Linked DNA regions of Mus musculus: region 1 is linked to region 2. Evidence: chromatin loops called from intact Hi-C (ENCODE). Cell type or tissue: left cerebral cortex. All regions are shown on one strand. Links, peaks and the distances in the headings refer to the core of each region. The heading gives the core; the rest is flanking DNA.

What was found. Peaks named below come from ENCODE experiments on the same cell type or tissue, not always from the same donor. Only the 100,000 strongest peaks of a DNase experiment are listed, where the experiment ranks them.
Region 1: it touches region 2 in a loop (6-fold over the local background); 3 of 42 quality-filtered maps call a loop at or near these places.

Annotation. Positions count from the first base shown.
Region 1 is chr8:11,267,092-11,278,869 of GRCm38, forward strand. It overlaps Col4a1 (collagen, type IV, alpha 1), which reads right to left. Exons shown (of 52, transcript NM_009931.2): 2 at 506-565. The region is part of intron 1 of Gm32709 (a long non-coding RNA gene); the gene reads left to right. Among named protein-coding and RNA genes, the nearest start is that of Gm32709, 12 kb to the left of the region's middle. In left cerebral cortex, for the core only: no CTCF peak of the experiment used is centred there; a DNase peak (open chromatin) is centred at 6,582; H3K27ac peaks cover 1,713 bases.
Region 2 is chr8:11,376,741-11,388,518 of GRCm38, forward strand. All of the region lies in intron 4 of Col4a2 (collagen, type IV, alpha 2), which reads left to right. Among named protein-coding and RNA genes, the nearest start is that of Gm46030, 43 kb to the left of the region's middle. In left cerebral cortex, for the core only: no CTCF peak of the experiment used is centred there; DNase peaks (open chromatin) are centred at 5,838 and 6,393; H3K4me3 peaks cover 303 bases; H3K27ac peaks cover 2,352 bases.

The sequences.
Region 1 (11,778 bases), core at 5,285-7,784, 110 kb before region 2:
TAAGCAGGAAGTGAGCTTGTTTAGAGAGTTGTCGTTTTAAATTTGAGAAACAAATGCTTATATATACATATATGTATATATAATATCTAGGCAAGTAGGTAAACGGTGAAAATTTGTTTTAAAAATATTAATTTGAACATAAAGCCTTCAAAGCATCTAGGAACTTTTTTTTCTTTTAAAAACACACTGAATCTGGTGCTTATTCGTCTATTCCAAAAAGCGCCATTGAGTCAAAAACTGGTGCAGCAGCTGCCCACTTGCTCGGCTACAGTCAGCATGAAGAGACTATCCAGACTTTCCACTGATTACAGCGATCCCTGGAGAGCTCCTGTTGCAGTGATAACCAAGCTCAGAATGCTGTTCAACACTTTGCTTCCCTTGGGCTGCTCTGGAGAAATTGTTAAAACAGGAAGGAAGTTGACCCCAGCTGCTGATAATACAGTTAGGCTCAGGATCTAGGGGAAGGGGCAGCATGTGGACAGGATTGTAAAGTGTATGCTCTTACCTTTTGTCCCTTCACGCCATGACAGTCACATTTTCCACAGCCAGAGCCACCACAATCGCCCTGAAAGAAAGAAAGAAAGAAAGTTTAAACAGGAGATCCATTTCAAAGTATTGTCAAGATTTGAACTGAGAGCCAGTGAGATGGGTCTGTGGATAAAGGCGCTGGCCATCAACCCCAAGGACGCACGTGATGGAGGGAGAAAACCCACCCTGGCCAGCTGTCCTCTGACTGCACGTGTGTCAAGGCACAGGTACACACACGTTGACCCATAATAAATAAATGAATGTAATGTCTAAAAGGATTTGAATTATGCCATCAGCATCTTCCTCCAGTCACGAGACAAGTCCCCCCTAGCACCACTTGCAAGGTCCCACAGAACCTGGATCTGAATAACACCAAGTTACTCTTCATAGAAAAATCCCTGGGTCTTAGGGTTCAAGGCCTTGGACTCAGTGATACAATGATACATGTTACAAAGCTGGCTGTCCTTTGTCTGTTGGAAACAGACTCACCTAGGGATTGTGTGAACAGTGTTGCAAGGCAAACAATAGGCTCAACTCTGATTTAAGGGTTTCACACCTAAGTTCACAAGAGAACCAGGGCTCCATGCAATGGGCTTTGCTTGTGTTTCCAAGGACTTAAAACTTTGCAAAAGACTAGAGAAAGAATCAGGGAGGAGCGGACTTTTATGCTCAAGTGTTTACATTAAATGGAAGCTTGGATATTCATCTAAAGAAAGCTATTACAAACCGCATTTGCTGTCTGCTAACAGACATCAGCAAGAGCTATAGAGGAACTTCTTCAAACGCACAGTGAGAACCTAGCAACGGTCACATGTAAAAAGCATCCCAGCCTCTCAGGTACGGACACAAAATGGAGGTTTAACACAACATGCTAAGACAAGATTGAAATCTGGACCCAACCCAGCTTCCGGTATGTAAAGTGGCCAAGAGGAGAAAAAACAAGCACAGAATGAGACACGCACGCCGCACTTTGCAAAGCGCTTGGTAGAATCCAAGTTTTAAACCGTTATAGACGGCGATGTGGTGTTGAAAGGGAGGAGAGGACACAGGGTGAACCATTTAGCAAGCTTTATTAGAGGCGCCGTGTCAGCTCGGAAATAAAATTCAGACCCATAGTCTGCTTCAGGTGGTAACGGTTCCTTCAAAATAAACGTGTGCTAATAATGGTCCCTGGCTCACGAGAAGCCTGTATTTTTAACAGCATCCTCCAAGCAGCATCACCATGGAGATCCTCTGCCCAAAACAACCCCATCTGGAGACACTTATTTTATATTGGAGCCCAACAAGTGCCTCCAGGACGGTGAGCTGTTCTTAATTGTATATTTTGTAGATGGGGACACTTGACAGCCAAGTAAAGCCCAGTGGTCAGGTCTGTTCCTCTCTCTGACTCACAACCCAGACATTTCAGCCTGCGTTCTCATAGTCCTCCTGACATTTCAAATGTCAGGCACCTCCCTGTGCTCCGCCTGCTTCTGAATGTGAGTTCCAGTCACCAGCAGGGCCAAAGGCTTTAGCCTGAGCTGAAGAAGGACCTTCTAGAACACACAGAGAAAAACTCCGAGGGACCTCAGCAGACTTAAACTGACTTAACTGTCCCCACCTCTGACTACCTGGACCCCATGAAATGTTGATATCAGGAGATACCCTGTGCCTTTAACCACAACCTGAGCTTGCCACGAAGCTGGTTCAGGCTGTTTTATCAAAAGTACCTGGATAGGAAAGCCCACACTGAGAAAGGAGGTTACTAATTAATAACTAGTGGCATGTCCACCCATTGCTGAGTCCATCCCTTCTATGGAGTCATGAACACCAGAAGGTAGGCAAGTGCAAGTCCCCCAGGTGGAAGGCCATCCTCCTCCTTAGTGTCTGCCATTCCCTAAACCTGCTGCTTTGAAGCCAGGGCAGTCTAGCCCACTCGTTAACTTGCACAGGGCCTCACCCTTCCCCCATTGATTTCACTCAGAGAAACTAGCCCAACAAGAGACTCCAGGAGCTGCAGGGTCTGTGTGAGAAATGGCTCCCAATCGCCCACATTTAGCAGAGACTCAACAACAGCCTCGGGTTGCTAGATTTCTCTGTGAAAGCCAAGGGGAGCTCCTTAGCTAAAGACTGCTGCGTAGCGAGGCTGGGATTTTCTGAAGCTTCTGCCATCTAAGAAGCACAATTCCAGTCACCTGCAGGAAGCCTTCTGACCAATTTCCCAGAGTTGTTCCTATGTCCCTCAGGGGATTCTACAAGCTCAGTAGACACTGCAATCCCCATCCTGGGCAGAGACAGTGAAGCCCAAGGCCTACAATACAGAAGCCCAGAGGGGAGGGTTACTAGTAGGCATCTTGCCTGGGACCTACTCCAGGTCTTAAGAAACTCTTGACAGAATCCAGAACCAAAGAGATAGAGAGCCCCCTCTTCCTACAGCCTAGACACAAAGATGTCCAATCCTAGAGCCAACACGGATATCTTCATTGACGAAGGAAATCTTTTTCATTTTTTAGGCAAGCAGGAAATCTTATTACCAAGTGCTGGTCTCCAGAAAGCAATTCAGATGAGTTGACTATTCAAATAGCATATAAATTATGATTTGCTTTTTCAGAAAGTTTAAAAAAAAGCAGAAAAAAATGTTTGGAGGCAGGAAGTGGAGACAGGGTCTCGTTATATAAGTCAGGCTGGCCTCGAACTCTAAATGCTCTGCTCAGCTTTCCTGGTGCTGGCCTTACAGGAAAAAGACCACCAACCTGACCGAGAGAAGCGTTGGAGACCACGCATCCTATGTCCTATTCTGGTTGGCCTTGAATCTTCTGTAAATGACTTGATTGGAAACAAACATCATGTTTTAGAAAAACAGCCACAGGTCCTGTGATGTGTTCACTTTGTCAAGTAGGATTAAGGCTGAAATGTCTCTATTTGGATCCCTCATGATTTCCATTTTTATAAAGTGGCCCTTGCTGGATTTCTCCCCAACACAGGGGCTTGTTCTGCTATAGTCCAGGGCACAGAGGTAAAACCATCAGAGCTAAGACCCTGAGACCCTGTCCAGTCAGGTCTGACATTTACATCCGAAATAACTAATTAAAACACGAGTCTTTGTTCACAGTTGTTTCCGCACATGGTGACCTGCTAGGACTTTATGGCTTGCATAGGTTTGAGGTTAAGTTGGGGACTTCACATGAGAAGAGTTGTGTCACAAACACAACTTCCTGACTTCCTGAGGCCCCTCAGCAAAATGGAAAGATGTATGCCATTGGTGAACCCAGTGGTGCCCCCTTGGCTCCGGATCTGAAGGACTTTACAAGGCCTGCTCATTCTTCTCCCTGTCTGGAGCACACTGGGCCACGCCCACCAGCTCCCAGCCCCATCTGTTTCAGATTCTAGAACGGGAGGAACTGGAACATTCTGTGAACTGCACAGTCCCTTCCCCTCCTAGGGTCAATTGGATTAGCTAAGTCCTGTTCTTGCTTCCCATGAGATTCAGGCAAGAGGAAGTGGGTCAGGAACGCTGCCCACTTGGGGCCCTGGAATGTGGCCTCGTAACCTCAAAGGACAAGCCATATGAGACTTAGTCTCTCTCACAGAAGTCGACCATCCACAGACTAGAGAGTGAAGAACCCAACTACACAGGGGAAGGCACCACAGAGGGCTTTCAAGCTCGAAACAAAAAACAATTACGTTTCCAGAACTGGAGGGAACTGAATGAAAACCACGTCTCTTCTGAAAGTCCTGTTCGCCACTCCCTACTCGACCCATCATTGCAGTCAGAAGTGGGAGCATGCAAAGATCTCTACGTGGAAGCAGGCAGGAGAGCACACTCCCCAAGTCCTGTGTTGTGGTTTGAATGGCCTCTCCCTTGGGCTCAAGTATTTGAATACATGGTCTCCAGTTGGTGACACTATGTTGGTAGGGTGTGGAGCCTTTAGGCATCAGGGCCATAATGAAGGAAGTGGGTCACTGGGGTGGGTCATGAGGCTTGATAGCTCAGCTAAACTTCTTTCTCTGTATTTCTTGTTCCACCAAAATGTGAAGCAAAGTGCCCCACCGGCACGCCTCTGGCACTAAGGAGCCACCTGCTCCCATGCTTTCTCCATGGTGGACCATCTCTCAAAGTGTGAGCCAGGGTACACCCTTCTTCTCTTTCAGTTGCTTCCTGTGGTGTATTTGCTCATAGTAACAAGAGTGTAACCAGTACTGCCTCCAGTCCCCTTTCAGACATGGGCACAGACAATGTTCCAATAGCCGAGGCCACATTAAACAGAAGCAGAAGGCACAATATTGAAGGAATGCAGAAGGCCCTAGGGAATAATCCCCAGTTCAAATACCTTTTATATTCTCTGTCTCTGCAAACCTCTCGGGACAGGTTAAAACGACCTGTATTAGCAAAACACTCCCATCAAGGTTTCCAGAAAGTAGACCCATCAGCCATGCTGGCATAAGTAAACTATGGTAGGTTGACAACTTCACAGTGCACAGTGTTCCTGCCAAAGAAGGTAGGGGACATAGATAGAGGTCAATGGCCTTCAGTGAGATGAAGACTCTTCCAGGTTGTCCCTGAACGGAAGACATCACCAGACGCCATGTGACAGGCCAGTGACAAGATGCTTGCTGTGCCAGAGCACTGTGTGAGCGAGGCAGAGCACATGCCACCATGCAGAGGTGATCTGCCCTACAGATTCCCTAACCATGACATGTGTGCTATCAGAGTCAGGCTTGGAAGGAGCACACAGGATGTCCTTGCATTTCTGAAATTCCCTTGCTGCTGATGGGGATGGGCACCAAACATCCGCTTGAACAGTTTTTATGTTTCCCATCCCTCCAAATAGGGACATGTGGAGCTCTGCAAAGCCTCGACGGCTTATCTTTCAGATTTGTTTTCACATTTCCTATCCTGTGAAAAATGTCAAAATACTTTCCTAAGGATGTCGCTAGTCCACTGCACTTCCTGTCATGGCGCTTCCTCAGGGGTCTTCAGAATAATTACTTACCCAACCAAAGAAATATGTGAATGGGGAAACATGCATTTCAGGGCTACCAGAGCAGAATTAAAAGCACACACCAATGAAGGAAGAATGGTGAGCCGCCCTTTCATGTGCTATGGGTGCTATGGTCAGGGGATGCAACCCTGTACAAAACTGGAAATATCCATAGAATGTCTCCTCAACTATATAGAATTAGAAAATTAACATAACTAAGTAGAGATCACAATATGGGGTCAAATATCACCGCCTAAATAATAACTGCTTAAAAGATTAGGTTTGAGTCAGCTTTGATGGCACAGGCCTGTAGTACCAGTTAATTGGGAGGCTGAGGCAGAGGGATTCCACATTCAGAGTCCACGTGGGTCAACAGTGAGCTCAAGATCAAGCTAAACAATTTAGGGAGACCCTGTCTCAAAATAAAAAGTAAGGGGGGCAGGAGTATAGGCTACTAGTGGGCGCTAAGCCTGTGTGAAGCCCAGAGCTCTCTGTCCCCAAAACAAACCAAAAACTGACTTTTGCACAGCATTTTTGGACTTCCAAAAATAAGCCTGGTTGATTCAAAGGTAAAAATATTGTCCCCGCAGGCTAAGGGGCTCATACCCGCCATCACCTACACTTATATCATTATTTTATAACTTTGTTTTGCTTTTTTTTTTTTTAAAGACAGAAAGAACTCCCCAGGAGATGTGAAACCCTTCTTTATCTTCATTCAGCTGAGAGGAGAATTTAGTTCAGGAAAATATCATTTCTGTCTCTTTTGATAATGGAATACAGACACAGAACAACCATTACTACCCTGTAAACTTACAAAATAACTCTGCCCCAGTTTGAAAACAACTACAAGTGTTGATACATTCTTGGCAAAACATAAAATTAAAAATTAGCAAGCCAGTTGAAATCCTAATGTTCGGCTCCTCTCTCCTCCTTCTCTGCACCCCCAATAATATGACTAAGGCTTTGCCAGCACAATTCATGACCCATCTGCTTCTCATTTGAGACCAAGTTGCAGAACCCATGTGGGCTCCCACCAACACCACAGGCTGCGGAGGCGAGGGTGTCGGCTTGGCTTCGAGTCGAACCAACATGTGACCACACTTCTGGTCCTATTTTCCTCCCATCATGCAACTCTGGTGACTCATTCTCATTGCTTTTCTTCCCTCCCACTGGATGGGGGCGGGCATCAAATGTTCTTGCTGGGGAAGAGGACACCCCATAGGGAACACATAATGAAGTCCAGTGCCTCGTCTCCAGAGTATTAAGTCTTTCTCCAGCTGCAGACAGATGAGGCTATAATTAGCTGTCATGTGACGGTGGCCATTGGACAGCAACATTCGTGATGAGTTGGTGAGCATGTATTCCCACAGGGACCCACGGAGGAGATGACCTAGAGAGATGGTTCCCGTGACTCTGAGTCACCAGCCAGGGACATCGAGGTGGGCTCAGCAAAGTCCCTACTTTCAGACAGAACTCATCCTTCACTACATGGCCGCCTACCTTCCGCATCCCTGCATGCTGTTCTCACTGGTCCACGAGGTCAGAACACTTCCTCTTCCCCTCCCAATATTATAGCCATTGACCTCGCAAAGACTATCAACACAAGTCAGGCCATGATGGTTTCCCAGTTGTCCTTAAGAAAGACTAATGTTACACAGCCAGGCATGAAGAAGTGGAGGAGAGCTATCTCCTCCATCTTGGAGATGACGACCAAGCTTGTTTCTGTCCTTCTCCTTTCCCCCTCCTCTCAGTCCTCCTCTTTCCCTCCTCCCCAGTCCTATCTTCTTATCCTGCCTCAGCCTCTGAATTCAATCACCTACTACCACTTCTTACATCTGACCCTCAGGTCAAATCCCACCATCTTTTCCACACTGTACCTTCAGAGAGGTCCCCAATGGGCTACGTGTGGAATCTGGGAGCTCTTGGGGAATTCCTGATGCCTTTCACTATCTCTCTGACCCAGCGCACTCTCTGTGCATTCCTACACTACAGGAACCATTCCAAGCACACGCTCTGGTTTGACTCTGCACCAAGCACATCATATACACCCTACCGCTCTGTACAGAGTAAAGACTGCCCATCATCAGGGCCATCTTTCAACACCTTTCTCTCAGAGACCACAGATAGCAGCAACAGAGCAGAAGGGTTCTCTTCCCACACGATGTGAGTGCGCAGAAACAATGGATTATTTATCCTTCCGCATTCCACTGGCTGAGCCTTTAGGGAGCCTTAGTTTGTAGCTAAATGAAAAGGAGGAAAGAAAGAAGCCTACGTGACTAGGGAGATAGTTCAGGAATGACTGACCCGAGGCGAAGCCAGTTGCTGGAGTACCCCACCATCTTTCACTGAACAATTAAATATTTTAAACCACTGCTGATAGTGTGCCATTTTCTACTCTCGTGTAGACAGAGTGGAGGGGAAGCAAGAAAGAGAAACCAACAGAAGCTTTGGTACATCCTATTTCACAACAGATGATAGAGGGTTCCATCCTCTTATTCAGTAATTCTATTGTTAACTACTGTTTACACTGTCATCAAATCCATGTGACAATTTTTCATTCTGCTTGCCATACAGAGTGGCTCATGCTCTCCTCATTGTTAAGGCTTATTTAATGTATGATTACGTTTATCTACAGAAGGGAAAATACAGACTTTCATGCATGGAGTAATACTGATTCTGTTCTAATTCCCAAGTGCCATCCCAGTCCATCCTTCCAACCAGAAATCCAACAAGAGCCAGACCTACAAATGAGGATAGAGAGGGGAAAGCCACAAATTGTTCCCTGTTCTGTGGGAGACAGAGGACAGCAGTCCTTTCCCTCCTATCAAGAGGGAGGAGAAGAATGTGTTTGAAACTAATACTTCCAGGGCCAATCACTGCCTCGTAACACGGGATCGCTGAAAAGAAGGCAGAGGCTAATGTCGTTTGTGGATGACCGTGTGTGGCCACAGGGCACCTGTATATGGCTCATGGAGATTGCAGGGTCACAGCTCCAAGCCAGAATCTAGGGTAGCAAATGAGGACATCCCAACAGGAAGAAGAAGTGTTACAAACCGAATGTGTGGTCCAATCAGAGGCTGAGAACCTCAGAGAGGAATAGCCAGGAGTATATAGTAGTGGTGATCTGTGCATGTGGAGAGTGACGCTGCCATTCTGAGTGTCCTGCTCTGGGATGGAAAATCCTGAGGACAGCAGAGGGCTGCTCAAATCTCTTTATATACAAGCAGGTCTTGGTTCAGGAACTGTTACTAACCAAACCCAGTGAGACTACGAAATGTCCTCGTGTGCAGCCACGGAGGACTTTCACCTTGCTTGTCTGGCATGGGACATGTTTTGGAGAACGAATCTAGATTAATCCCACCCAGAGAGGAGAATGTAAGAGAGATCCTTCTGCCAGGGCTCACCTTCAATCGGTTTTTCAATTTGGAAATGGAAGACTTTGCACCCTTTACATATGACAACCGCTAAAATGAAATGCAGCCCTTGGAAACATCACCTGATTTGTGTCCTTAAAATTGTGCTTGAAAACTCAGACAAAATGTAAACAGAAAGTGCATGTAATAAGTGCAGCCGGATCACCAACACGCACCAAGACAGTGGAGCGCCGTCGGGGCATTTGATAAGCGGCAGGCGTTCCATCTGGAAGACTTCTATGTGATGTGCTTCCTGGGGACAAGCCAGCGTGAGCAGTGTGAAGCGAAAACCCTCCTAAGTATATGGACAGTAATGGTTGGTACACCCCAACTGCTACTGTGTAGACCATAAATGGCACTTTCAAAAGAGCTACCTAAAACATTGCACATTTATGGTCAGACGAAAAAAAAAAAAAAAAAAAAAACGAGGGAAACCACAGCCGAGAAGCAACTGCCTTCGGTCAAAGCTGTGGTTTCTCTGTTGTGCTCCACAGTGACTGTGGCTCTGTGGTGGATGGTGCCTATGTGGTACCTGTAGGGCTTCCTCAATCAGCTGCACAGTGAGGTCCTTGCCAGACCATATGTCCCTGGGGACCCCAGGACAGACTGCTCCTCCCAAGACATAAGAAACCCACACTGACTCTCAGTAGCACCCACCGGGACCGGCTTTCATTCACCAACAGAATGCTATGTAACTGTAGAACCTTGTTGTTGCGTCTGAAAGCCTGTCATTTCCAAGGGAAGTTAAGAAAAATATTTACCAGAGCTAAGTCATTCATAATTTATTATGAAAGTAAATATGAAGTAGAATAGCTTTTCAGTCAAATGGCTCCAACTTTAAACTATAGTTTGCCTGGAAACAGAGCTAAGCCCAGTTCCCTGGTCTTTAACTGGAGCCATTTAAAAAAGAAAAAAGAAAAAGAAAAAGAAAACCACCGCTTCATTTACACCCCTCTCATTTACATCCTTAAATCACCGGGTTCCACTGAGGTTCATTTTTATGCAAAGCTTTTATACAGAACATATTAACATCTAGAAAGTTCTGTAGAACCTTTGCTACCACTGTGTGGTTAGTCAGCTTGAGTCAAACAAATAGATCCTGCAAGCCACAATGAGATGGGCAGTTTTTCTAAAAATTACATTTAGATGATAAAATATACTTTGAATATTTTTTGAAAAAACAATCTCTTTTCCCTTCTGTGTCTTAAGCCTGGTGTTACCAGTCGATATATCTCGGGTAATAATTGTCTAGTTGTTCCAGCTTTTGGTATTACTCTGGTTGTACTAGAGGGTTAGCCATAGTTTTCAGTAACCAAGACAAAGAGCAAAGTCTCTTCACCCTGGGTGGGGTTGCACCTGTAGCCACTATGCTGTCCACAACCTGCCTGTAGATTCCACGTGGACTCAGGTCAGGGACACTCCAGCAGACCCCACCCTTCTTCTGCAACCTTATCGTTATATTCTGTCCACTAAGGGCAGGCCCAGAACTGGGCACTGAAGGTCCCACATCCTAAAGTGTGCAGAGCTCTGGAGACAGGTGATGGTGAGGGGACTGAGAAACAGTGGGAAGATAGCCAAGGCCAATGAGCTGCATTAAAAGTGACTCAAACAGTAAAGGTTTTGTAGTGTATATTTTGCTGCAATAACTAAAAATGGCAGACAGTTTTGTTTTTTTTTTCTTTTCTCAAATTCCCAGAACTTGTCTTAAGGTCTCAATGTTCCGCCAGCAAAGCTTACAGCTGGGGATTAGGAAAGCCATTCTCCTCCCTCCTCAAAGACACACACACACACACACACACACACACACACACACACACACAGAGGACTGCTGGCTTAAGGCCCCTCCTACCCATCACATCCTGCTAGAGATGGGTGCCTTAGCCAGAGAGTTTGGCCAAAGGCATGGCTGTTGCATAATTTTGAATTCTCTAAAGAAAACTTTGGTTTTGCCTCCTTTTGCCCCCAGACTCAAGGACGTGTTGCCCTATCTTCTGCCCCAACCTTCCTAGTCCTCAGGTGTCCTCCATAGATCACGTAGAACCTTGTGTTCACAGGACAGAAGACACAAGCTGCTCAGTTTAAGACACTTTGAAAGCAGAAGCCTGTTGCTGGTAACAACAGCAGCAGCAACCACAGCAGCAGCAGCAGCAGCAACAACAACAACAACAAAAGATGTCTTAAACACTCCCAACACGCAGCAGGGACATGAATCTGAACAGAGGCTCCTGGCATGCAGAGAGCATTTTCTGCGAACCACTTCCTGTGAGGTTTCTGGGAGAGTCCCCTCCATGGCTGGTGGCTGGAGGAAAAGAAGCCAGCACAGAGGCATCTGGGTGCCTGCCCAGACTTTAGCCCCTAACAGATCCTGCTTCATCTCCAGCAACTGTGCCTGTCATGTAACAGAAAAAAACCCAACTTTCTAAACAAAACCTCTGGGGCTTGCATTGAGGCCAGGACCATGGAAGAATGGTCATTTAGCTCCATACCGGGCAGATGGGCCTCCGTGGTCCAGCTGTGCAAAGGCACAAAGCCAGGAAACACAGAATTCTGTTTAAAGAAATCCAAAGGCCCAGAGCACACAAGCCCTGTCCTGTATCTAAGAGTCTGGACCCAGCACCCTGGGAACACAGGGGAGGAAGGAAAGGAAGAAGCAAGAGTCTCCTCAGTACCTCAGCGGTGCTTTTGACACAGGTTCTCATGGAGCTGTCCAACCCACAGGAATTCCTGGGATTGCTAAGGTGCAGTTGGAGGCACTGAGGTCCAGGGGTATCTCCGTCTAGTCCAGGATGGGAGGCATTGAGAGCACCCTGCCTAATCCAAGGCCTCCGACTACACTCTCAGATGCTGCCTCTGCAAAAAGCACCCCTTCACCTTCC
Region 2 (11,778 bases), core at 4,767-7,266:
TACACACAAGCACACATACACACACATACATGCACACCACACACACACAAGCATACTCACACATCCACAGAGAAAGAGGCTTAGCTGGAGCGAATCCACTTTGTAATTGAAATCACCGGCATGAGCAGCAGCAGTGTAGATAAATATCAGAGCCATGAGACCAGTTTCTGATGGGTCAGCAGTGCCTCCCTGTAAGAAAGCCTTGGTCCTCCTGCATTTGCCTTGTGGCCTACCAGATCTCCTGTCCACGGCAGGCTGGCACAGGTTGCCCACTTCCCACTCAGCGTGACAGCTCTTTCCCAGTCTAGGCATCAGAGCAAAGTTGACCCCGGAAGCAGGCTCCCACGGAGCATCCTCTGGGCTGGCTACTTCAGTGACAGCCACACATAGTTAAAGTCTTCTTTGTTGCGTACACCGAATACTTTTCCCTTTGGACATTTCTAGAGCTAAAATAAATTTAACATGGGCATGGTATTGTGTACCTGTAATCCCCACATTTAGGGGGTTAAAGCGAGAGGGTCAGGAGTTCAGGGTCATCCAATGCTACATAGTAAATTCAAGGTCAGTCTCTGTTACAGGAGACTGTTACATGCCTTTGGAAATACCGATGTTTAGTAAATATGTATTAGTTAAACATTTCCAACCAGCATACTGTGTGCTGCTGGCTCAAGCCAATTCAGCTTTATTAAGTATCTGTTTTACTTGATATGGGGTAATGTGTGGAATGTGTTATTCACATGCATTATGTGCGCCTCACTCTGGTCACAAGGATGTCAACAGTCCTAAGGCACAGTACCCCGGCAGGACCCTTGCTGTTCCTCTTGGTGTTCTCTAGAAAGGTCAGAGAACAACTGCCCTTGGGACTTTCTAGGTCAAATGGCAGCCCCTGAAGACTACAGTCCCAAGAGCTTAAGAGATTCATCTTCCAAGGAAGACAGCAATGCCTTCATTCCCACCCCCGCTCCCCCACACACACCCAAGGACATAATGACCCGGCCAAACAGCCTCAGAAAGTAGAGCCAGGAGGACTCTGGACACCTGGAGCACCAGGTAGAGGTGAGACTTAGCATTAGGTCCTCCAGGCTGCCAACCGCTGGAGGATGCTCCATCAAAAGTCCTGTTTCAAAACTCCAATGGTGGTGAGCAGTCCGATCTGTGACTTCTGAGTTCAGGCTGGCTACTCCACAGAGCAACGGAAACTCGTCCTCCGGCGACTGGGGAGCTGTTCTCACAGCCTTTGACTCCATTGATGGTGATTCTCAATGACGTTCCCAGCATGTTCCTCGGAGAGGAATTCTATACAGAGCATTGAGCATGCCTGAGAGGCCCCCTCAGGCAGCCGAGGACCCCAGAGAGCTCCCCTCACATCAAGCCTGTGGTCAGTGAGTCCTCGTTCCCATGGGACTCTGAACGCTTGGGATTATAACCAAACTTGAATCAAATCCTTATTTATGTATCGACAACTATTTTCTAAACAGACATGTATCCGTGGAAGCCTCTTGTTTGTGTCTGGCGGTATCTTTTCCTGCTGTTTATTCAATATTCGGGTCACAAGTAATTTATAAATGTGGGTAAATGAGTGGGGTCAAAAATTATTTTTAGGGCATTTCCTCATTCGTGGAAAAATGTGTCTACTTTTAGTAGTGCTGTGGTCAGTTTTTGTTGTTTCTCTTTGCTTTGGGTTGAATTTGAAAAATCTCATTGGAAACTGTGAGTCCAGAATCCTACATTGATTGAAGAAGTTTTCCTTGACCCCTACATGGGTCAAAGTCCTCAGGACATAGATCTGGTGACTCCCGCCCGAGCTTTGCAGCAGGCTGGGACTTTGGGTTTGCAAAAGAAGTACCTTCCACCAAGTCAGTAACCAGACAAGCGTGCCCAGGCTAGACTTAGCTGCCTGCTGCTGCAGCGTCTGTGGCTATCTCCGAGCTTTGGAAGTATTCATTCCTGCTAATGGCAGATCTTTAATAATGGGTCTAACCATGACCTGTCCCAGTGACATTGCATAAGCTCCTGAACACCAAAGGATGCAGAGTTAAAACCCTGCCCTGTAGCTAATGCCTTACTAACCAAGTGGTCAGCGGGATTACGGAGAAATGGAGCAATCTCTGGTAACCTGTGTGTGAGAGTGGAGACAACCAATGGCCATAGCTCCTTTGGAGACTTTCTACCCATCCCAGGAGGGGCCACCTCACTTCTCAGTCTACACAACCTGTGAGCGCTGATGACTGAGTCTCTAGCTCACTAAAGAAAAAACCTCTTAATCATGAATCATGATATCATAATATCATAAGGTATTTTAATATCTTAGTTCTCCTTAGATGCCCATAAAACTTGAGCAGTCTGTAGGCTTCTGTTCTGGATCTCTCTCTCTCCCTCTCTCTCTCTCTCCCTCTCTGTCTCTCATACACACATTCTGTTTCTTCTCATGGTGATTTATTAAGATTTCCAACAATAATTGGTGCAGATGACAAACTTCAACTTAAGATTCTAAAAGAAAGAAGAGGTTGAAATCCTAACAGCCTGAATTGATCAGTGAGGGGGAAAAAAAATCTACAATTGTGGTCAAGAGCGCCCATGTGGAGCTTGTGGCATATTCCAAAGACTTGCAGGCAGTTCCAAGAACGTCTCTGGAAGCTGACTGCTGTGGGCCGTTCATCTGCAGAGGGGAAGAGAGGTGAGCCAGGCTCGGACAGTCACCCTCTAAAGCAATACTTCCCAACCTGTGGATCTCCACCAGTTTGACAAACTTTCATCTCCAAAAGTATTTACATTACAATTCACAACAGTAGCAAAATTACAACCATGAAGTAGCAAGGGAAGTAGTGTTATGGTTGGGGTCACCACGGGAAGAACTGCATTAGGGGGTGGCAGTGTTGGGAAGGCTGAGAACCCCTGCAGGATCCCTCCCAGTTCTGCTTGTCTTCCTCTTTGCAATGCCTGTGACTTGTTCACCCACAGATGGTGTCCCTTCCCCAGCAGAGAGAAGCCCATATTAGTGCACGGCCTGCCTCATTCCTGTTTTCCCAAGGGATTCCTGAGAATCCCTCCACTTCCTCTCGCTCCTCCCCACCCCCTATCTAATTGTGGCAGGAATAATTATCGGATATTTCCTGCCCTGGAAGTGTCTGCTCTTCTGTGGGAGCCCCCATATCCTCTTCCTCCTTTAACGGCCAATTAGACCTTGCCTAAAGATGTGGAGGGCGATTTTCATCCCCAGAAAGCGAAATATGGAGATTTATCCATACGTCCAGGAAGAGGCCATAGCAGGTAACTGATTGGTTGGTGTCTGCCCCAGCTGTAGGGAGACTTACAAGGGAAAGATTTACTGGAAGGTGTAGATTAGGATTGAGAAGGAAGCCTACCATCAGATACTGAGTGTCAACTGGATGACTAAGAACCTAGGCTGCTCTTCCCTTGAGGGACGTTGATCTAGATAACCATTCCAAGGATGGAAGAGACAGCCTAGGGCCATCCACACTCAGGAAAGGCTGGAGATAAACCGGTTGAGGTTGCTGGAGGCAACTGTTGTGAGGTAAACCTGAGTCTCTTTGCAGTTTTCGGGCAAGCTCACTTGAAAGCTGACCAAAGGGGGTGGTGAATTCAGAACCTGAAGCCACGCCCCCAGCAGCCTCTGGTGTAAGTGACGTCAGGATGACTTTTCTGTGAGCGCAGCCCTTACGACTCAAACCCACATAACATAAAACAACAATCCTGCTGAAATGCGTTGGGATGGTGAGGGAGTGAGGCTTTTAGTATTAGGTTTTGATTCTTCGGTGTTCATCTATATTTTCTGCTGTCCTTCGAGACAGGCCAAAGCAAACTCCCATTCTAAAGAAAAGGCTGTCCTCTTGCCCGACTCAAGAGCCGCGCTGTGCGGCTCCTCGGAGAGTGAGTAACATTGGCTGCCCCTCTCCAGTGGCAGTTACATGACAGTGCTGATGTCCATTTGGGACCCAACTGGCACAGAAAGTCCCAGGAAGCTGAGCATGCGGGAATATGAATGGTGGGGTGGAAACTTCCTGAAGAGAGATATGCTAAGGAGACATTGTGTCCCTCCCTATGGCTATCGGGACTATTGGGACAAAGGGCCCAAGGAACTTGAAGTTGCGGGTTTCTTCTCTGTGCTGGAGAATGAACACGGGGATTCCTGTACACTAAACATACGCTCCTGTACCTAAACACACACTCTACACTCCCAGCCACAGAGCAAGCTGAGGCAGCCCAGTCTCCCATTCAGTCTTTAGCCAACAACCAGCTTCCTGTTGCTGCTTGCTTCCCACCAAGCCTTAGCACACTCGGAGGTGACTCTTTTCCCAGTGGCTGAAGCATCACCTGCTATTGCTGGGATTGGATGAGATCCCACTAAAGCATTCAACACAGAAACCTAGGTCCATCCACGCCTCCTGGCCACGCAGGCCTCCTGGCCAACTCCCACCTCCTCTCCGGTCCTGCCACTTGCTCTCCTAGATTTGGTTGTCAGTTAAAAGCTCATTCAAACACAGGTCAAAATGAAACCATGGAGTTTAAAGGCACACAGGGAATCGCCACAGCCTGCTAGAAATGCACAGGGAAAGAGACAACCAGGGAGCAGGAGAACCCTGCAAGGTCAGTTTACAAAAAAACCAAAGCCCTTGTTTCCTCCACAGGGCCAGCACATGTCTCCTAGGAAATTAGAGCTCAAGTCACTGGCTAAGAGGATGCCAGGTTGGCCAGCATTCTCCCTACAATGGCCCAGAGAGACAGCTTCGGGGAGCCCTGCAGACCCAGGGTTTCCTCCATGTAGAAACAAGTTGCTTCTCTTTTACCTGTGATGGGAAGCTGCCATGCTAAGTAAGAGAAGGTGTCAGGGGGTTGGTTTACTGAACACTCGTGAGTTTCGAACCAGGGGTGTGCCACCATTTTGGGGCCTCGTCAGTCTGTGGGCTCTGCCCCACTCTCCTCACTCGCCCTCAGCCCATTCGTCAGTCTGCGGTCCCATGAGGGTGTGACACCATCCTTCCTTTCCTCACTCACCAGCTAGCCTAGAGGTTGGGAAGGTACACACAGAAGTTGCTCTGCTCCTGCAGTCAGAGGGTCAAGATGGTCTCAGAAGACCACAGGTTGGAGATGGGAAGCCTTCAGCTCCTGCCACACCCCGGATCTCCCAAACCACTCATCTGGGGACTTACTTGCCCTTCCTCTGAGGTAGGAACCCCAGGCATGATGAGATCTGGCCAAGCAGAAGGTCTGTGGGCAGAGAGCATGCCCTTTGCCTTAGGGGAATACCACAGTGCTCCATCCCCTTTTCATGTTTAATTTATACATTTTAACATCTTACATACATATGCAAGGACGGCTCTTCACAGGAACTTCGTGCACTACACGCTAGGCACTCGCTGTACCAGCTGAGTTCAGCCCTTCCCATCCCTTTCCTAAACTCTGCCAGTAATCCCAGACGATAAGTCCTGAACATCTTGTAATTGAATTCCATCAGAAATCCATTCAAAGTCACGATAGGAATTTCCCTTCCACCCCACTTCTCTTGAGAGAGAGCACAGCAGGCAGTCGCTGCCGGCAGGTGAGAACGCAATGACATCAGCCTTAGATCTGCTGTTCCTTAAGAACAGGTCTGTAAACTGCACAAGCAGATCTCAGAGAAGCGACCTTGTAAATGCGAGAATGTTCTGTGGTTTTATTTTTTGGTTCAAGCCAAGCCCCTGAATTCTCCAAGTCCTGAGCCTTGCCAGCCACAGGCTGACCAACATGACTAATGCAAGTTACCCACGGTCTTACCATCCTTGGGCATAAAGCCGCTCCAGCTGGAGCAAGCCTGCCAAGCGTGCAGGGAGCCCTGCTAACGGTACATGACAGTCGGAGGGCTTTGGAAACATTCCCCGAGCCAGCTGTCTATCCACCCCCACAGTTGTCTGTCTGGAGATAAGGCTCCCATGCTGGTCACTCAGAGATGCGTCACAGGAGTCTTGGATGCTGCTCCCAGCAGAGCTCTGCCAGGCAGGTCCACAGAGAGGTGGCCTGTGCTGACCCGGAACCAAAAAGCCACCCCCACAGTGTCCTGAGCTATCCTTTGCCTCTGTGTTCCAGATCTGTCATTCATTCAAATGGGTCATTAGGGATGGGCTCTTTGTTTGTGGGAGCTTGCTTAGTGTGGGGGGGGGGGGGGAGCAGAGAGAGAGAGAGCTGAGAGAGGAGAGAGAGAGAGCAGAGAGAGAGAGAAAGCAGAGAGAGAGATTACAAATGAGTTTCTATTTCTCCTTCCCACTTAGTGACGGATACATATTTTCCATTAGTAAAGCATTGAGCTCTTTTTACTTTTTAAGAACAGTGTAGGTGGCATATTTCACAATCTTGGCAAGGCAGACAAGACATTTGGGGAGTAAATCAAAGCTGGAAGCCAGAAGTCTTGGCCTAGACTTGGACTGCCACTTAGGGAAGTGTAGCAGAGGGAATCAGGTGAGAGGACAGAGGGAGACTGCAATGAGCCTCCTGGCTTCCCGGTGTATAAATGGTCCTTGGTGGAGATGGGAGGGAGTGGGCTGGGGTGAGATCCGTGCTGGATTTAGAAGTTGAGGGAGAATGGAGGGCATGAGACTCACTCCTCAAGCTTATTTTTTTTTCACAGTCACTAATTTCTTTTTTTTTTTATTTGACTTTTGAGTTCAGTAGGAGATCTCTAAAGCGAGACTTCAGCAACTCTCTGATGAGTTGAGAAGAGAGGCCGCTACCAGCTTAAGAGCAGCCTTAGCCTAAGAAAAGAGCTGTCCACACTGGCAAGCCTGACAACCATCAGGCCTCTAGGATGATCAGCTGCTGGCCAGAGGCTTTGATGCTATTCTTAGAACACAAAAGACTGAATCTACGCAGGTTTTACTCCTTTTCCCTCTGTGTCCTCTTCCTGGCCCCTCCTTGGAAATTCATTTCCCTGGCCATTTTACATGATAAGGAAGAGACTGGGTTTGCCATGGGGAAACACATTGCCAATTTAAATAGCATCAGTGAAGAAGTGGGGATTTCAGAGAGTCTGGAGTCACCATTGCTTAGAAATGGAATGGAGGAATTCACCATCACTGGTGCGTGGAAGCAGACATATCTGGCCCAGAGAGGGTGGCAGTTGGAAGCCATCAACCAAGTTAGCATGGCATGGCTTCATTACAGCATCCTTTGGATCACGTTCCTAGAAAACTATTTTCTTCCTTAGGTATGTGAAATAACTCCCCCCGCCCCCCACCGCCCAACTTAGAGAATTTTATTAAAAAAAAAAAAGTCAATTGCTAATTCCTGCCAAATTTTGGTTGTGAGTTTTTTGGTTTTGTTTTGTTTTGTTTAATTGGCAGGGAGAGTAAAAGAACACATACACTGTGTGCAGCAGCTCAGCGCTTGGCATTCTGGGAACAGTTGGAAAAGGAGGCTAAGAAAGGGAAAGAGTGAGGGGCACTAGGGAGAAGCCAAAAGAAAGCGGCTACCCACCTACTCCAGGTCCCTGGGTGGACAACTCCTGTGTCCCAGCTGCAAAATTAGATTAAGTCATGTGTTTAAAGCACTCCTAGCTCTCAAGAGTTGGGTCGTCCTTGGAAACATAGCAGTTCTAGGCCATCATGGGCTGCACTGGTTTTTGTTTTGTTTTGTTTTGTTTTTTAAGAAAAACCTCCTTGGGTTACTCATCATAGGTCACCCTAAGACCTTGCCAGAGACACTGACCCCATCTGACTTGGGGACATGAGGACCAGGCAGTGCGGGTCAACCTGGTGGGTGTTTAATTAGCCCCCAAGCTTGGCTGGCCCCGAACTATAGTTCTGTAAATCAGAACTCCCTCGCTGGTTGTTTTCCCACAAATGACCAAAAACGACTGGGCTGAGCCTAGTCTTGTGAAATCCTTCCTCCTCCGAGGTGTGTAATATTCCCTGGGTGACACAGTCCAGTTTTAAGAAAGACATGGGAAAAAAAATGGGACTTTTCAAAAATCGGGTACGTTTTTGGGAGATTTGCCATGAAACTGTTTAACGTGTAAATTCCCACACAACTGACCTAATGCAGTTTAATCTGGTCATGTGTGCACCCCATCATCTTCCTGGCAGGAAAGCTGTAAGCCACCTGCTCCTCTAGGAGGGAAACTGCCTAGGTGCTGGCAGGGTCTGTGTGGGGCTCACTCTGGTTGTCTGAAACCTGGTCATTTCAGAAGTTCCCTCTGTGGCTCAGACCATTAAAATTCTCAGTGGCTTGAGTAATGTTCCCAGGGCTAAAAGCATCTTATGTCCTTGAATATGGTCCACGTTAGCAACATATCCAGTAAGCTGGTGGAGCAATCTGATTAGATTGCCAGAGCCCCAGCCAGCTGGAGTTCTAGACTTTAACAAGGTTTTGAGTGGGATGTTTGTGCAAGCTCATCCGTCACTGACCAGAGAGTAGCTTCCATCTCCAGCTCCTCCTAAAGGACATTTTGTTAATACAGTCTGAATCTTCCATGCACCAATCTTTATGCGGAAGAACGTTCTCCAGCAGATGCAATATTTAAATGAAATCCTACATGTTTCCTAAACATTAATTCACTCATCTTCTGTCCAGTAGAGGCCTCTGACTTCTTGTGTCTGAGTCCCCATTTTTCAATGTTTATGTAGAAACACCCTAACCCAAGAAAAGCCATTGTGACTCCAACATTGTCTTCCAAAGGGAGGGAAGGCTTCACCTCTTCCGGTCCTGGAGAAACTGTTAGCAGCTGAGAGAGATAGGGAAATAAGAGGGCAGAATGCACAGCAGGTGGGATGTCTGTCACAGATTTTCCAAGGCAGTGCTCTGAGCTCCCTGGGAAGGGTCTGAAGGTCGCCATGCCAATAAGCTTTGCATTTTGTGAGTTTAGCAGAAAACTGCTCTTTTCTTAAATCATCTTGTTTCCCAAGAAGGAGATACAGACAGCCCTCGAGGCTTCCAATGCCTCCTAACAGAAAACATCTGCTGAACTTCCGGAATGTTCCTCGGGCCTTGAGCACACACCCACACGTTTCCAGCTCTTTCCTAACCATGAAGTTGGCTTCCACAGACTTTGGTTTTACAGCCAACTCTTCCACCCAGTTGTTGCATTCACCCTCGACTCCAGCTCCGTTTCGGGGGTTGATTCCATGGTGGGGCTTAGCTCTCTGTTGTGGGACAGAAAGAGGCAGCATCTTCATAGAGTGTCTGCTGTGACACTCATGGTGTTAACACTGACTGCGTCACGCCAGCTTAAGATGGTCTGACCCACGCATTTTAAGATGAATAAGAACATAATCGAGCAGCATGGAGCATTGTGTGGCCCAAAGGAACTCCAGAAAGGGGTTCCTGTGGGAATGAAGTGCTTTTGTTAGGCTTCTTCAAAGTTCTTCTTTAGTTTAGAAAATCCTCTTTGGGTACAGCAATCCTTACTGATGGCTCTGGGTGTTTTGCTCGGCTCTGCTTATATTCTGAAGGATTGTTGGTCCTGAGCAGTGGTTCCCAACCTGTTATTCGTGATCCCTTCTTGGAGGCCACATCGCAGAGATCCTGCATATCAGACATGTACATTATGATTCACAACAGTAGCAAAGTTGCAGTTAGGAAGTAGCAACATAAGGAGCTGTATTAAAGGGTCGCAGCATTAGGAAGGCTGAGAACCCCTGCTCTCAAGAGTCTTAGAAACCCTGTCTCTGTGACTAAGTCACTGTTCTAGTCTATGTGGCCATGTGACCAAACACCTCAGACTAGAGAACTTAAGGTCATTGCTTGGGCCTTGGAGAAATGCAGTTAAGAGCACTTGCTAGCCGGGCAGTGGTGTTGCATGCCTTTAATCCCAGCACTCGGGAGGCAGAGGCAGGTGGATTTCTGAGTTCGAGGCCAGCCTGGTCTACAAAGTGAGTTCCAGGACAGCCAGGGCTACACAGAGAAACCCTGTCTCGAACAAAACAAAACAACGAGCACTTGCTAGTTGGTCTAGGTTCCCAGACCCACACCCTTCTGTAACTGCAGCTCCCGAGAATCCAGTGCCCTTCCCTGGCCTCCATGGGCAGTGCGCACGTGGTACTCATACTCACGAAAGCAAACAGCCCACACCTGAACACCACAGATTCAGTGTCGAGGGAGGAGTCACTGCGTCCCAGGCAGTGCCTAGCTCCTGTGTCCTCTCATGGACAGGGTAGTCCACTAACCCGTTTATGAAGATCCACCTGTAACCTTCACACCTTCTGATAACAAAACCTTCAATGCCACTTTGGGGGTGGGGGGTGGGGCACAGGTATTCACTTCAGCATGTGGGCTTTGGGGATCTTCACATACTCAGACCAGAGCAGTTTCTGCCAGGTGATACAGCTTAGCAAACAGTATAACGGTGGTGGATTTAAGTTGCTTCCTTTTGCTATCTGGCCTTTGACGCTATCACTTCTGGGTCAGTTCAGTGCTTCTGATATAAAGTTAAATGGCAGAGTATGCAGCCAGAGGAGCTGGGCTGAGGTCTGAGGGACAGTAGCGTTTCAAGAGACCACGGAGAAATCCCTGCATGAAAGCTAAGAGAGAAGAGACAGGAGAGGCCCATCAGGGCCATGCGCCACCCTGCCAGCTCACAGGGGACACCCACCTGCCATACTCACACTGAGGGGAACTGGCAGTGTCCACTGGGAACTGTCTTGTCTGTTGCTTTGTGGAAAGGTACACTAACAGACAGCGACAGCCAGGGCTCTTCACAGCAGGAGATAGTACTGTGGTTGATCGCTGTGCTGGGTAGACTGCAGCCAGCCCACAGTGGTCACAGTTCTGCCTCCCAGATTCTTGTCTGGTGTGTCAGATCCAGAGCAGTGCTACTGTTTTGCATGAAAAAAAAAATTAATATTTGGATCACAGGAATGGTTGCCAAACTGAATGGCTAGTACATTCCCACAATCGCATAAGCCATAATTCCCCAGTGTAGACCAGATAGTGGGTTACTATTCATAACCCTAAATCTCTGAGCTGAAGAGGCCTGAGCACACCAGAAAGCTCCCCCTAGATATGTTGAAAGCTTTCTAGGGAGTCATGGCCAAATGTGGCCCTCAGTGTTCACAGAGGAAGGACCCCTGAAGGCTGGAGCTGTACTTCAAGATCAGCATACCGCCTGGTCTTAAAGAGGTTACAGGCTGAGGACACACCAGCAAATTAGGAGTCATAGTTAGAAACCATTCCATGTCTAGATACCTCCCCCAAACCCAGGCAAACCCAGGCCACCCAGTTGCTTTCAAAGGGGAGTTTGTACAACTGGAAATGGGTTTCTACGATAACAGTACTTTAATAAGAAATTTAATTTGAATTATTTGTGATTTACAAATAAGTCAGCTGTTTTCCCTCTGGCACCATTGACAATCAACTTTTTTTAAAAGATTTTATTTATTTATTAAGGACACTGTAGCTGTCTTCAGACACCCCAGAAAAGGGTGTCAGATTTCATTATGGATGTTTGTGAGCTACCATATGGTTGCTGAGATTTGAACTCAGGACCTTCGGAAGAGCAGTCAGTGCTCTTAACCGCTGAGCCATCTCCCCAGCCCCCGGCAGTCACCCTTTTAAACCTATAACTGTGTATATACAAGATGGGGTGGGGTTGTGCCACAGTGTGCTCATGAAAGTCATAGACAACTTTGTGGAATAAGTTTTCTCCTTCCATTCTCGTATGGGTCCCAGAGGTTGAACTCGGTCCATAAGACTTGCTTGTCATACATCATCAGCCTTGCCTGTCACACATCAGGCTTCCCTGTCACAAGCCATGTCACCATCTCACTGGCCCAAAGTCCATTTTTACACCTT